4 separate regions of the Homo sapiens genome follow, and regions 2, 3 and 4 are each linked to region 1. Evidence: chromatin contacts called from ENCODE Hi-C data. All regions are on one chromosome and are shown on one strand. Each heading gives the region's core, a stretch centred on a gene start or an enhancer-like site at or near the end of the contact. The rest is flanking DNA. Distances are from core to core; before and after follow the strand shown.

Region 1 (2,698 bases), core at 143-2,642:
AGGCCTTCTTAAAGTAACTTATTTCACATTACCTCTCACATATTTCTGCAAAACCATTTAACCCCATCTCATCACTTACGAGAAAAACACTATACACATCCCTGAATTTCAGTGAATTAAGAAATATTAATTAAAACCAGTCACTTCTGAAATGCACGGTGAAATCTTATTTAAGATTTCTGAGAGCAAGTACCCCAACGACTTCACAGATGAGGAAACGGTAGCTATCCAACCTTTTAAAACCTTAAAGCAGCACTGTGTTCCCCCAGAATTTTCAGTTTAAGAAAAAAGAGGGGAACGTAAAGCCTCCACGGGAAGAGAATTCTGCTTAATTTAACCACTTCTGCAGTAATTTAGATCCAAGATAAACACAGCCGTCACTAATTTTGCTGAAGCGGGGCCAGCTACAAGCCTTAAAGCAAACCCAGAAGCTGGAGAGCCGGCCTCCATCCCACACAGCTGCCGGGGCCTTCCAGTCCCGCCGGGGCGCTTGCTCCTCGGCTGAGCTCGTCCGCAGCGCGGCCCTCGGCTACTGGCGAGGCTGTGCGGAACCAGAAGGTCGACCGCGCCCGGGCATTCCCCGCGCGCCTCTGACCCCAGCTCGGCTCCCCGGAAGCCGCCTGGGCGACTTCGCGGCCTAATACCCGGCTCTGCGAAATCGCTCGCGCCTCCGGCCCGGCCTGGAGGGCCCCGCACCATCCGCGCGCGCGCGCGCTCGCACAGGATCCGGCCAACAGGCGCCGGGACCCTTGGAGCCCGCCTTGTTAGAAACTTGCTACGCGCGCCGCCGCACATGCGCCCTAGGCCCCTCCGGACGCAGGCGCCACCGACCTCGCTTCCGCCCCGCGCCCCCCGGCTGCCCCGCCGCGACTCCGGGCCGCGAGCGCTGCCGCACAGGCGCCCTAGGCCCCTCGGGGCACAGGCGCCGTCGATCCCGCTTCCGCCCCGCGATCCCGGCACGCCCCACGTCCCCCGCACCTCAGACCCGCTTTCCCCGACTCCCACTGGACAGCCGGGGAAAATGGCGCCTTAAAGCGTTCGCACCCACCTTGCCGAAATGCGCGGCCCAGTGCACGGGCGTCCAGCCATAGAAGGAGTCCTCAGAGGCCAGGTGGGCGTGGGGTGTCTGCTGCAGCAGCGAGCAGAGCGTGGCCAGGTCCCCGTCGCGGCAGGCGCGGTGCAGCGGGAAACGGAGCGAGAGCAGCTCCTCGCTGGAGAAGCCCGCCTCTACGCCCGCGCCCGCTCCCGCCGCCGACATGGTCCGTCACCGGAGAGCGCGGGGCTCGCTGGCCTAGAGGACGCGTCGGGGAGGACTCGAGAAGCCGCCGCCGCAGCACAAAGGAACGAGACTAGCGCCGCGGTCGCGTCCCACAGGCTGCCGAGCGGAGCGCGCACAGAGGGGGCGGGGCGGGGCCTGGAGCGGCCGGGCTGGGGGCGGGGCCTGGCCCAGAGGACGCCTTGTGCAGCCGGGCAGGGGTCGGGGCCTGGAGCCGCGGACCTCTGGAGCCGCCGGGCAGGGGGCGGGGCTTGAGCCGGAGGCCGCCTGGAGCAGCCGGGCGGAGGGCGGGGCTTGGAGCTGCGGACGCCTGGAGCGGCCGGTAGGTGGCGGGGTCTAGCCTAGAGGATGCCTGGAGCAGCCGGGTAGGGAGCGGAGCCTGGACCAGAGGACGCCAGCAGCAGCCGATTAGGAGGCGGGGCATGGGGCTGTCGACGTCTGGAGCAGCCGGGCATTGGGCTTGGGCTAGAGGACGCCTGGGGCGGTGGGCGCCTGGAGTAGCCAGGCAGAGGGCGGGGCCTGGCTTGGGTCCACGCCTGGGGCGGCCGGGGGCGGGGCCTGGCTGGAATTGACGCGTGGAGCTCCGGTGGAGGGGGCGGGGCCTGGCTGGGCCGCTGCCTACAGCGGCTTCCGGGGCTTGGAGGTCACGGGGCTCGGAGGTCACGGGGCTCGGAGGTCACGGGGCTGGCTGTGTGGGGGGCTCAGGGGCGTAGAGTGGCCAAGCAGCGGTCTGAGCGGGTCCCGGGGCCTCCGGCGCGGTGGGTCTCGGCTGCGCCCCGGGTGCGGACCATGATGTTTCCAGCCTGGGAGCCGGTCCGGGCGGGGAATCCCGGCTGCCGGGGGCGCGGGTTGAGGCTCTGCGGGCCCGCGCCCAGAGCGGGTGGGAGTCACGGGTCTCCCGGAGGCCCAGTAGCGCGCGGTGAAGTTGTCCAGTAAAAATTTATGGAGCGCCTACGGGGAGCAGGGATTCTCGTTAAAATCTGGGAATCAGCAAGCCCTAGTTCCTTACAGAGCAGGACAGATTCCTCGGTTTTGTCCGAGGGACGCCTTCTTCGGAACCGAGTGCGGTGGGCTAGGACTATACGTTTGCAAGTTTAAGAGATAAGCGAGAAGACCAGACAGAGCAAACAATAAAAGGCTTTTTGTTGAGAACTGTATAAATGTAAGGGAGTACCAAATCCCCTATTTTGAATGACAGTATCACGGACTTTATTACATATGTAATTTTATTCTGATTATGAAAGCATCAGTAATTTCACTATTGAGGAATAACCACAATGTTTATGAATATTTCCTTTGCTTCTAAATATGCGGTCTTTTTAAATCATGTATTTTATTTCATTTGTATATATAGTTTTTCGCTGTGTAAACTTCCTTTTTGCAAAATTCTACGTCACAAATTGAACAAGGCAATTAGATGTC
Region 2 (2,698 bases), core at 132-2,631, 2.6 Mb after region 1:
TCTCTGTGCCTTAGCCAGGACAATCTTTCAGCTCCTATACGTCATCATCGCCTACCACTAAGGGTCTGTGCATTCTGTTTCTTCTGCCTGGAGCCGCACACGGCTGGCTGCCCCGGAACCTCACTTTTTCTCTGGCTAATTTCCAGAGAAATTCTCCACAGTTCAACTCACACCCTCAGCATCTGACACCACTCCCACAGCCGCATCCTACAAGTTCCTGGAACCCGTGCCTTAGCCTTTGTCCCAACTGTGGTCAAACAATTGTGCATCTGGTGCCTGTCTCCCCTGCTGGGGCATCAACTCCCTCAACGCCAAGATCATGCCTGGCCCAGCACCAGTCACACCCAGCAGCACCTTGCTGGCCTCTGAACCGATGTGGACTGAATAAATCCCATCCATCACCATTTCCACCACATTTCAAAGTAACTGATGTGCACCTCCAGCAGCCTCCCTCCTGCGCTGCGGAACTCTACCAGCTCCACAGATGCACACCTACAGCCACGCTACAGCTCCCGGCTAGAGCCCGCGCTAGGGCCCCGCTGTGCCTCTCCCTCCCCTCCCGGCAGCAGGGCCTCCCCCGCGAATCTGAGCTTCTCGCGGATTCCTTCCTTGCGCTGTTTTGGTCAACAGCCTCAGCATCTGCACAGACGCCCGCAGGAGCAGCCGAGCCCTCGCCCGCCTCGACTGCCCGTTTCGAAGCCGCCCTGGGAAGCCCCCGGCCTGGGTTCCCGCTCGGCCCCGGCCCCTGCCCCAAGGCCCCTACAGTTCCTCCCGGCCCCCGCCCTCCGCTCACTCCCGGTCGTCCCTCGCGGCTCCGGGTCAAACCCGCGCTCCCCGCGGTCCCGCGCCTCCGACGCCACCGCTCCGGCTCGCGGGCCCGCGGCGCGTTCCTCCCTCGGATCCACGCGGAACGCCCCGCGCAGCTCGCTGGGCTCGGCCTCCCACATCCAGCGCGCCGCCTGCGCCGACCTTGGGGCCCGACCCCGACCCCGACCCCGACGGGCAGAGGCGACGCCGGGCCACCTACCATCTCCCCCGCGCCGCCCGCTTCTGGCCGGCCCCGGCCTTCTGCGCAGGCGCGGCGGCGGCTCCGCCCTCGTCCTCGGACGGCCGCGGCCCTCGGCTCCGGGGCAGTGCCGGGAGCCGGCCGCGGGGACTCCCACTCCCGGCATGCTCAGCGCCGCCCGGGGGCCCACGGGAGCTCGCGCCCCACAGCCCCTGCGCGTCCAGCCCTCTGCGAGGGCCTTGGCTCGCCCCTGCGGGGTCCAACGCCAGCCTGCGGCTGCCAGGCCCCACGCCGGCCAGGAAGTGCTCGCCGCCCGCGGCCGACGGGACCCGCCCACGCCCCGCCTCTTAAAGGGGGCAGTGACTGCGGCTGGGCGGGAGTCCGGGTCGGCTTGGCTGAGCGGGGGCGGTGCTGGGCAGGGCGGCGGCCGCTCCCTCCCGGACTCCCGGCCTCCCGGCCTCCCTGGTCCCGCCTGGGAAGGGATGCAAGGAAGCCCTCCGGCGCTGCGCTCCGAGGCGGGAGACAGCGTCCCCCTCCGCCCCTCGGGTCCTGGCGCCTCAGAGCCCGGCCCAGGCCGCGGAACGGTGATGCTCGGGCCGGACGGGCGGGCGCGGATCCCTGCGTCCCGGTGAGCACCAGGCCCGTCCATCCGGGGCTCTTTCCCGGGGTCCCCTTCCTTCCCTCCCTCCCTGGGGCTCCCCTCCCCTCTCTCCCTCCCCGGGGCTCACCTTCCCTTCTTCCCTTCCCAAGGGTCCCCTTCCTTCCTTCCCTCCCTCCCTGGGGCTCCCCTCTCTCCCTCCCCGGGGCTCCCATTCCCTTCTTCCCTTCCCAGGGGTCCCCTTCCTTCCTTCCCTCCCTCCCTGGGGCTCCCCTCCTCTCTCTCCCTCCCTGGGGCTCACCTCCCCTCTCTCTCTCCTCGGGGCTCCCCTTTTCTTGCAGGTATTGTCTCCCGGGGTCGGGTGGTCTGTGTGGCCTGGGGTCCCGCTCCTCCAGGCCTTGCCTAGGCGCTCTTCGCTGAGGCCCACGTTCTAACCTGGAATGGAACCTGCGTTCCCACCCTGGCCGCCCGGGTGGACTCGGGGCCTCCAGGGCCGGCCGCAGAGATGCAGCCCTGTCCCTGGCCCCCCTCCTGTGACTCCTAACGGCTCCTCACGGTGTCCATGACCCAGGGTGTGGACGCCTGCGCGGGGGAAGCAAGACCGCTGCGTATCGGGTCCCTATTCACTGCCTGTTTTTCTGATTATTCTGTCTTCCAAATTTATCTTATTTACCGGCTTTTTCAAAAGGAGTGTCTTAATGATTGGATTACTTGTGAAATATTTGTAGTTTTTTTCTCCTACAGGCTTGACTTAAATATTCTAAAGCTTTTTTGTGGTTGTTGAGACAGAGTTTTGCTGTCGCCCAGGCTGGAGTGCAGTGGCTGGTCAAGGCTCAAGCGATTCTCCCGCCTCAGCCTCCCCAGGAGCTGGGGCCACAGGGAGCATCACGCCCGGCTAATTATTTCATTTTTAATAGAGACAGGGTCTTGCTGTGTTGCCCAGGATGATCTCCAACTCCTGACCTCAAGCAGTTCGCCCACCTCAGCCTCCCAGAGCGCTGGGAATACAGATAATTGTGTCGTAATACAGCAGTGGCATTAACCACCGCACCTGGTCTTAGGTAGAATTTGAAAACCTTTTTATTTTGAGATGG
Region 3 (2,698 bases), core at 140-2,639, 2.4 Mb after region 1:
CTTCCAAGGAAGTCCTTGATGTGAGCAGATCCTTAGGCAGCAGATGCAGGGTGCTAAGCACAAGTGACAGCAAGGTGGGGTCTATCAAAATGCCAGTGTTGAATTGGTCAAATCCCGCCCTTTTTAAGGTCACAGTCCTCTGGTGAGGACTGATAGTGAGTGCCTGGTCCTGTCTTTATCTGGCTGAGTGCTGTCTCTATTAACTAGGTGCACATCCAGTCCCCGTTGCTATGATGCCTTTTGAAATGTAAGATTAAATCTTTTTCTAAGATGTAGGTACTTATGCGACGGGTGCTTTATACAAAGCAGTAGCGTAGGGGCCTTAATTAAATAGTATTTTAACAAAAGGCCATAAATCCTATATGATGACAAGCCAAAAAACAGAGCATCTTCAGACTTCTAAAATGCAGGAGCCAGGCGCCGTGGCTCAGGGCTGTAATCTCAGCACTTTGGGAGGCCGAGGCGGGTGGATTGCTTGAGGTCAGGAGTTCGAGACCAGCCTGGCCAACTGGTGAAACCCCGTCTCTACTCAACATACAAAATCAGCCGGGCGTGGTGGCGCACGCCTGTAATCCCAGCTACTTGGGAGGCTGAGGCAAGAGAATCGCTTGAACCCGGGAGGCGGAGGTTACAGCGAGCCGAGATCGCGCCACTGCACTCCAGCCTGGGCGACAGAGCGAGACTCCGTCTCAAAAAAAAAAACAAAGTGCTCGACAGGAACTTTCTGTAAGCCAAAGAGTATCGCCATCGCACCTTCACCTTCACCTTGGGCAGCCTGGTGCCGTCTTCCCTCAGCCCGCGATTAACGAGCGGAAGGCCGCACTGACCCATTTCAGATCCCTTATTTCCTTCCTAAAACCACTCAAGAGTTTGGGCACAGTGGCCTCCCTGTGTGAGGAACTTGCTTCCCACTCACCAAAAGACAAACCCTTCGCCCATCCCTGGCCGCGCACCCGGCCGGTCACCCGCGCTGCCACCCACACCACCCTCCTGTCCATAAAGAGCCCGCGTTTGGGACGCCTCGCAGGCTGAAGGGAGGCCTGGGCGTCCGCGATCCGTCTGCCCTTTCTCCCCTCGCGGGCTTCCTCTTTCCTCACTTTCTCCCGCCACTACTCTTCCTCTTCCTTTTCCGCGAACCCAGCCCACTTCCCGTTTCAGGACCTCGGCTCGGCCCCAGTCCCCCGGACCAGGCCGGGTCACGTGGGTCCAGGGTCACGTGCCGCTGCGGGTCACGTGCCGCTGCGGGTCACGTGTCGGCCTGCATCACGCGTGAGGGGGCGCGCGGTGCTGGAAGCTGCCGCACCTGCGGGGAGCCGAGCCGCCGGCGCTCGACGCGCGCGCTCTCGCGAGACCCGCGGGATCACGTGACGCCCGGGCGCGGCGCAGCTCACGTGACAAGCGCTGCCGGCCGCGGTGTCTTCTTCGTGCCGGCGTCGCAGTGGCCGGGCCTCTTGCGTCTGGTAACGCCGCTGTCTCTAACGCCAGCCCTTGGCGCCCGCGCCCCGCCACCGCAGCGCCCGGCAGTCCGCGGCCCAACCGCCGCCCGCGCCCCCGCTCCCCGCACCGTACCCGGCCGCCTCGCGCCATGGCGGCCCCCGGCAGCGCCCGGCGACCCCTGCTGCTGCTACTGCTGTTGCTGCTGCTCGGTGAGGGGGTCGAGGCGGGGCCTGGGAGCGGCGGGACCGGGCGGAGCCGAGGTCCCTGGGTCTTGAGGGCGGGGGACTGCCGGGTCGTTGTCCCGCGGGTCGCCCCGCACCCACTGCTCCTGGTCCCGGCCGGCTCTGCCCGCGGGCGGGTGTTTCTCTCGGGGTCGTAGGGTCGGAGCGGAGCTCAATGGCAGGTGCTTGGGGGACCAGGAGGTCTCATCCCAGGACCTGGCTCCTCTAAGGTCTGTCTCACTGAACTCAGTTTTTCTGTGGTGGTGAGTGCGAAAGGGAACTTCCGATGGCTTGCTCGGCGGTCTGGTGCTTTCAGGTCGTTAAGTTTCCTGGCAAGTTGAGGCGGTGAGATCTAGACGAGGCTGCGCCGCCGAAGGTGGCAGGGACGTCTGTGGTCTCAGCTCCCGGGTGGGTGACCTAGATCAAGCTCTTCCCAACATGGATTTCACCCAGGACAGGGAGAAGCCGGTGCGAGCATTCCCCACCTTTGTACTTGAACCTTTCTCCTCTTTCAGCGGTGTGGAGGAGATGCGAGTGTATTTATGTTATTGTGAATTCACATGTATGTTAAAATAATTTTTAAAGTTATCTTTGGGATTTCACAAGATTCCGTAGTAGACAAGATGAGGGAAAGCTGGCCTCAGACTCACGGTGGCAATGTTCATGTCTAGTAAGTAGTTTAAAGAGCGCCGTTCCTGTAGGCCGAAATGCGGGACCAGGGAACACGTGGGGAAGCACCCTTCTCTTCTGTCAGTTTATAGAGCTCAGATGGGCAGTAGGTGCTCAATATTGTATTGACTAGTGAATTTCGTTCTCATTTATTGTCTTAATAAGAGGATGTGTGCTGTCTCTTTAAGACAGTCCGGATTGCCCCCCGCCAACACTATTCTTTCACCTCCTCCCCCCGCCGCCCTCCCCCGTAATATGAGAAGATTATCTTAAATGCCAGGATCTGAAAGGTGATGTAGAATCAAGCTGGGGGAGTGTGTGTGAGTTAAGTAGATATAGAAATACACTCCTGTACACATCTGCCTTGACTT
Region 4 (2,698 bases), core at 199-2,698, 2.3 Mb after region 1:
GTTATGTACTTTTAAGCTCATCAATGAAATATGAATGCAAAAGGAAACAGTTGTTTCTCTATAAGCTAAGTTGTATGTTTTTAAAAGGCTCACTTGAGTTTGTTAAAAAAATAATTAGGTATGGGGGAAAAATTGTAAAAGATTAAGAAAATTCTAAAGATAATCGTATCAAATTGGTTCTTAAATGCCTATATCCTTGTTTAACTTTAAATAAACTGATATTGGAAAATGTTAAGTCTGCTAAGATTAGGCCAAAACAGACACAGCCTAAAGAAAAGGCCCTGGGCTTACATCAAAAGATTGGCAAGTATAGAACTTGAGGTAAGTGGTGTAAAAAAAAAATTGGCAAGTGAATGTATACTTTCATGTTTTAAGTTAAAAACATACATCCATTTCTTCGTGATTCCTGTTTTAACCAGTTTTCTCAATTAACCAAGCAACTGCTGGGCCCAATCATGTCAGACTTTTCAGCTATCAAGTACGTATCTTTACCCAGTTGTCAACAGACACCTCAAACTCAACATGCCCAAAACTTTATTTCTCCCTCCAAATCCACTCTATTCATCTTTTTCCCAGATTACAAGCCTGGGAATCATTCTTAACTCCTCCGTGTCCCTCAGCCCACCCATTCTTATTCACCACGTCTTGGTAATGTTTCCTTCAAATATTTTAAAAATCCATTCCCTATATTTCCTATCCCTGTTACCACAGTGCTGGTTCTGAAGACAGGCATAGTTTAGTGGAAAGAATATGCGTTGAATCTTTACAAGTGTCCATCTTTTAACTGTGCTTCTGCTACTTACAAGCTGTTGAACAACATCTGTCAGACGCATGTACCGAGCGATATGAAGTGTGCATTGTGCTCGGAGAGTGAAGGGCGTTAAACGACAGCGAGGACGAGGGGCACGAGCCCGGCCTGCAGCACGGCCACAGCCTCGCGCTTACTCCTCCATCGCCTCCTGGAGTCCCCGAATTCATCCCGCATCCTGCTGGGAAACAGCGTCCATCCGACACAGCACCGCCCACAGCGGGCCCTCGGCGTGGCCCGCAGGCCCTTCGGACCGCCTGGGAGCGCGGCCACACGTGCCAGCAAGTGAGGGCAGCGACCTGGGACCGCCGCGTCTACTTACACCGCGACGACTCCGCGATCCACGGACACCGCCCGGCCCCCACGGCGGCCCTGCAGGGGAGAACTCGGGCCGCCTTCCCGAGTCCCGGCCGCCGCTGTTCGGCTCGCGCGGCTGCCCGCCGGGGACCCGAACGGAAGAAGGGTGGCGAGGCGGGAAAGGAAAAGGCCTGAGGGTCCAAGGCAGGAGGGGACACACGGAACACGCCGAGGGCCAACCACGCCGCCGCGCGCTCCCCGGCTAGGACCCACCTGCTGCAGGTACTGGTTAATGGTAATGTGCGCCATGGGAGCGCCGCCGAACGGAGAGCGCCACCCCCTACGCCTCAAGCGGGCCAGCTGGCGTCACTTCCGGCCCTCGGTCCGTCTGGGTCCTGGCGCCCCCGGCCCCGCCGCGGGTGCGCAGGTTGGTTCCGGAGGGAGAACCTGGGGACCGGCTCGGCGACGCGCTCGGGCTGAGGGGGCCCGGGGTCTTTCTGCCGGGGCCCCGTCCTCTCAGCCGGGACGCCAGCGGCTCTGATTGTGTGTTCGGGCCCGCCCGGGCTGAGGGGTTTGGGGTCCAGTGGCGAGGACAGCCCCACGGCTAAACTGCCTTTCACTGCGCTGACCCTTCGTCTGCCCCTTGTGAAAACCAGGCCGCGGAGGACCCTCCGCGCCTGGCTGGGCCAGGGCCTCGGGGCGCGCGCGCCCGAGGAGGGGGAGGGGGAGGGACATGGCGCGCGCTCCCGAGCTCTCATAAGGTGCCTCCGCCGCGCGCTCCCGAGCCTGCAGGAGTTAGGGCACGTCCCGGCGCGCACCCCTGAGCCCTCGAGGTGGTCTCACGCCCGGGGTGGGGGTGCCGAGCCCTCAGGAGGCGCGCGCCCCGGGGCCCTCAGGAGGGTGTCCCGGCTCCCGATCCCCTCAGGAGGGGTGCCCGCGGCACGCATCCCCGAGCCAGGAGGGGGTGCCCGGAGCCCTGGGGGCAGGGTCTCGGTGCGCCCCCCGGAGCCGGGGGTGAGGGTCCCGATCCCTCAGGACGGGAGTCCCGGCGCGCGCCCTCGAGCCAGGAGGGGGTGTCCGAATCTCTTAGGGGGAGTCCGATCCCTCAGGAGGGATTCCCGGCGCGCGTTCCTAAGCCCTCAGGAGTAGCCGGGCGCGGCGGCGGTTGGGCTCGGGCACGCGGGCGGGGCGGGGCGGGGCGCGCGAGGAGGACGGGGCGGAGGCCGCGCGGACCGGGGCGGGCGGAGCGGAGCTCGGCGGGCGGCGGCGCTCGGGGCGGGGCGCGGCGGTTCCGGCCCAGCCATGGCGGACGAGGCCCCGCGGAAGGGCAGCTTCTCGGCGCTCGTGGGCCGCACCAACGGCCTCACCAAGCCCGCGGCCCTGGCCGCCGCGCCCGCCAAGCCGGGGGGCGCGGGCGGCTCCAAGAAGCTGGTCATCAAGAACTTCCGAGGTGGGTGCGGCGGCCGGGTCGAGGGCCAGGCGCCCCGGGCGGGGACCCCACGAGACCCCGCCCGACTTGGGGGGAAGGCCCCGAGATCCGTGCGGGCCCCGGGAGCGGGGGCGCCGGGGCGCCGGCCGGGTCGGGGGTGGCTA

The links. Hi-C counts contacts between places; a loop is a spot of excess contacts on that map. Pooled maps may share reads with other maps.
Region 2: a pooled map shows a loop between it and region 1 (20-fold over the local background). The contact joins the promoter of SLC9D1 here to the promoter of ANKRD10 in region 1. A Hi-C loop is called at or near these places in 5 of 37 single-sample maps with no recorded cell type and 10 of 50 pooled maps.
Region 3: a map of naive thymus-derived CD4-positive, alpha-beta T cell shows a loop between it and region 1 (13-fold over the local background). The contact joins the promoter of LAMP1 here to the promoter of ANKRD10 in region 1. A Hi-C loop is called at or near these places in 1 of 168 maps with a recorded cell type or tissue (naive thymus-derived CD4-positive, alpha-beta T cell), 2 of 37 single-sample maps with no recorded cell type and 11 of 50 pooled maps.
Region 4: a loop to region 1 is called in a map of ovary, with 16 times the contacts of the local background. The contact joins the promoter of PCID2 here to the promoter of ANKRD10 in region 1. A Hi-C loop is called at or near these places in 1 of 168 maps with a recorded cell type or tissue (ovary), 4 of 37 single-sample maps with no recorded cell type and 17 of 50 pooled maps.

The regions. Positions count from the first base shown.
Region 1 is chr13:110,913,677-110,916,374 of GRCh38, forward strand. It overlaps ANKRD10 (ankyrin repeat domain 10), which reads right to left and starts at 1,393. Exons shown (of 6, transcript NM_017664.4): 1 at 1,049-1,393. The coding sequence starts at 1,258. RefSeq lists enhancers at 5-681, 405-534, 2,033-2,698 and silencers at 645-1,014, 1,285-1,944, 2,075-2,234.
Region 2 is chr13:113,489,640-113,492,337 of GRCh38, forward strand. It overlaps SLC9D1 (solute carrier family 9 member D1), which reads left to right and starts at 1,382. Exons shown (of 13, transcript NM_017905.6): 1 at 1,382-1,634. It overlaps DCUN1D2 (defective in cullin neddylation 1 domain containing 2), which reads right to left and starts at 1,072. Exons shown (of 7, transcript NM_001014283.2): 1 at 1,028-1,072. The coding sequence starts at 1,030. RefSeq lists an enhancer at 243-542 and a silencer at 773-1,692.
Region 3 is chr13:113,295,850-113,298,547 of GRCh38, forward strand. LAMP1 (lysosomal associated membrane protein 1) reads left to right here and starts at 1,390. Exons shown (of 9, transcript NM_005561.4): 1 at 1,390-1,646. The coding sequence starts at 1,586. RefSeq lists a silencer at 1,521-1,800 and an enhancer at 2,031-2,210.
Region 4 is chr13:113,207,221-113,209,918 of GRCh38, forward strand. It overlaps PCID2 (PCI domain containing 2), which reads right to left and starts at 1,449. Exons shown (of 14, transcript NM_001127202.4): 1 at 1,379-1,449. The coding sequence starts at 1,414. CUL4A (cullin 4A) reads left to right here and starts at 2,393. Exons shown (of 20, transcript NM_001008895.4): 1 at 2,393-2,555. The coding sequence starts at 2,408. RefSeq lists enhancers at 504-1,154, 1,155-1,804 and silencers at 1,339-1,628, 1,889-2,158, 2,259-2,588, 2,649-2,698.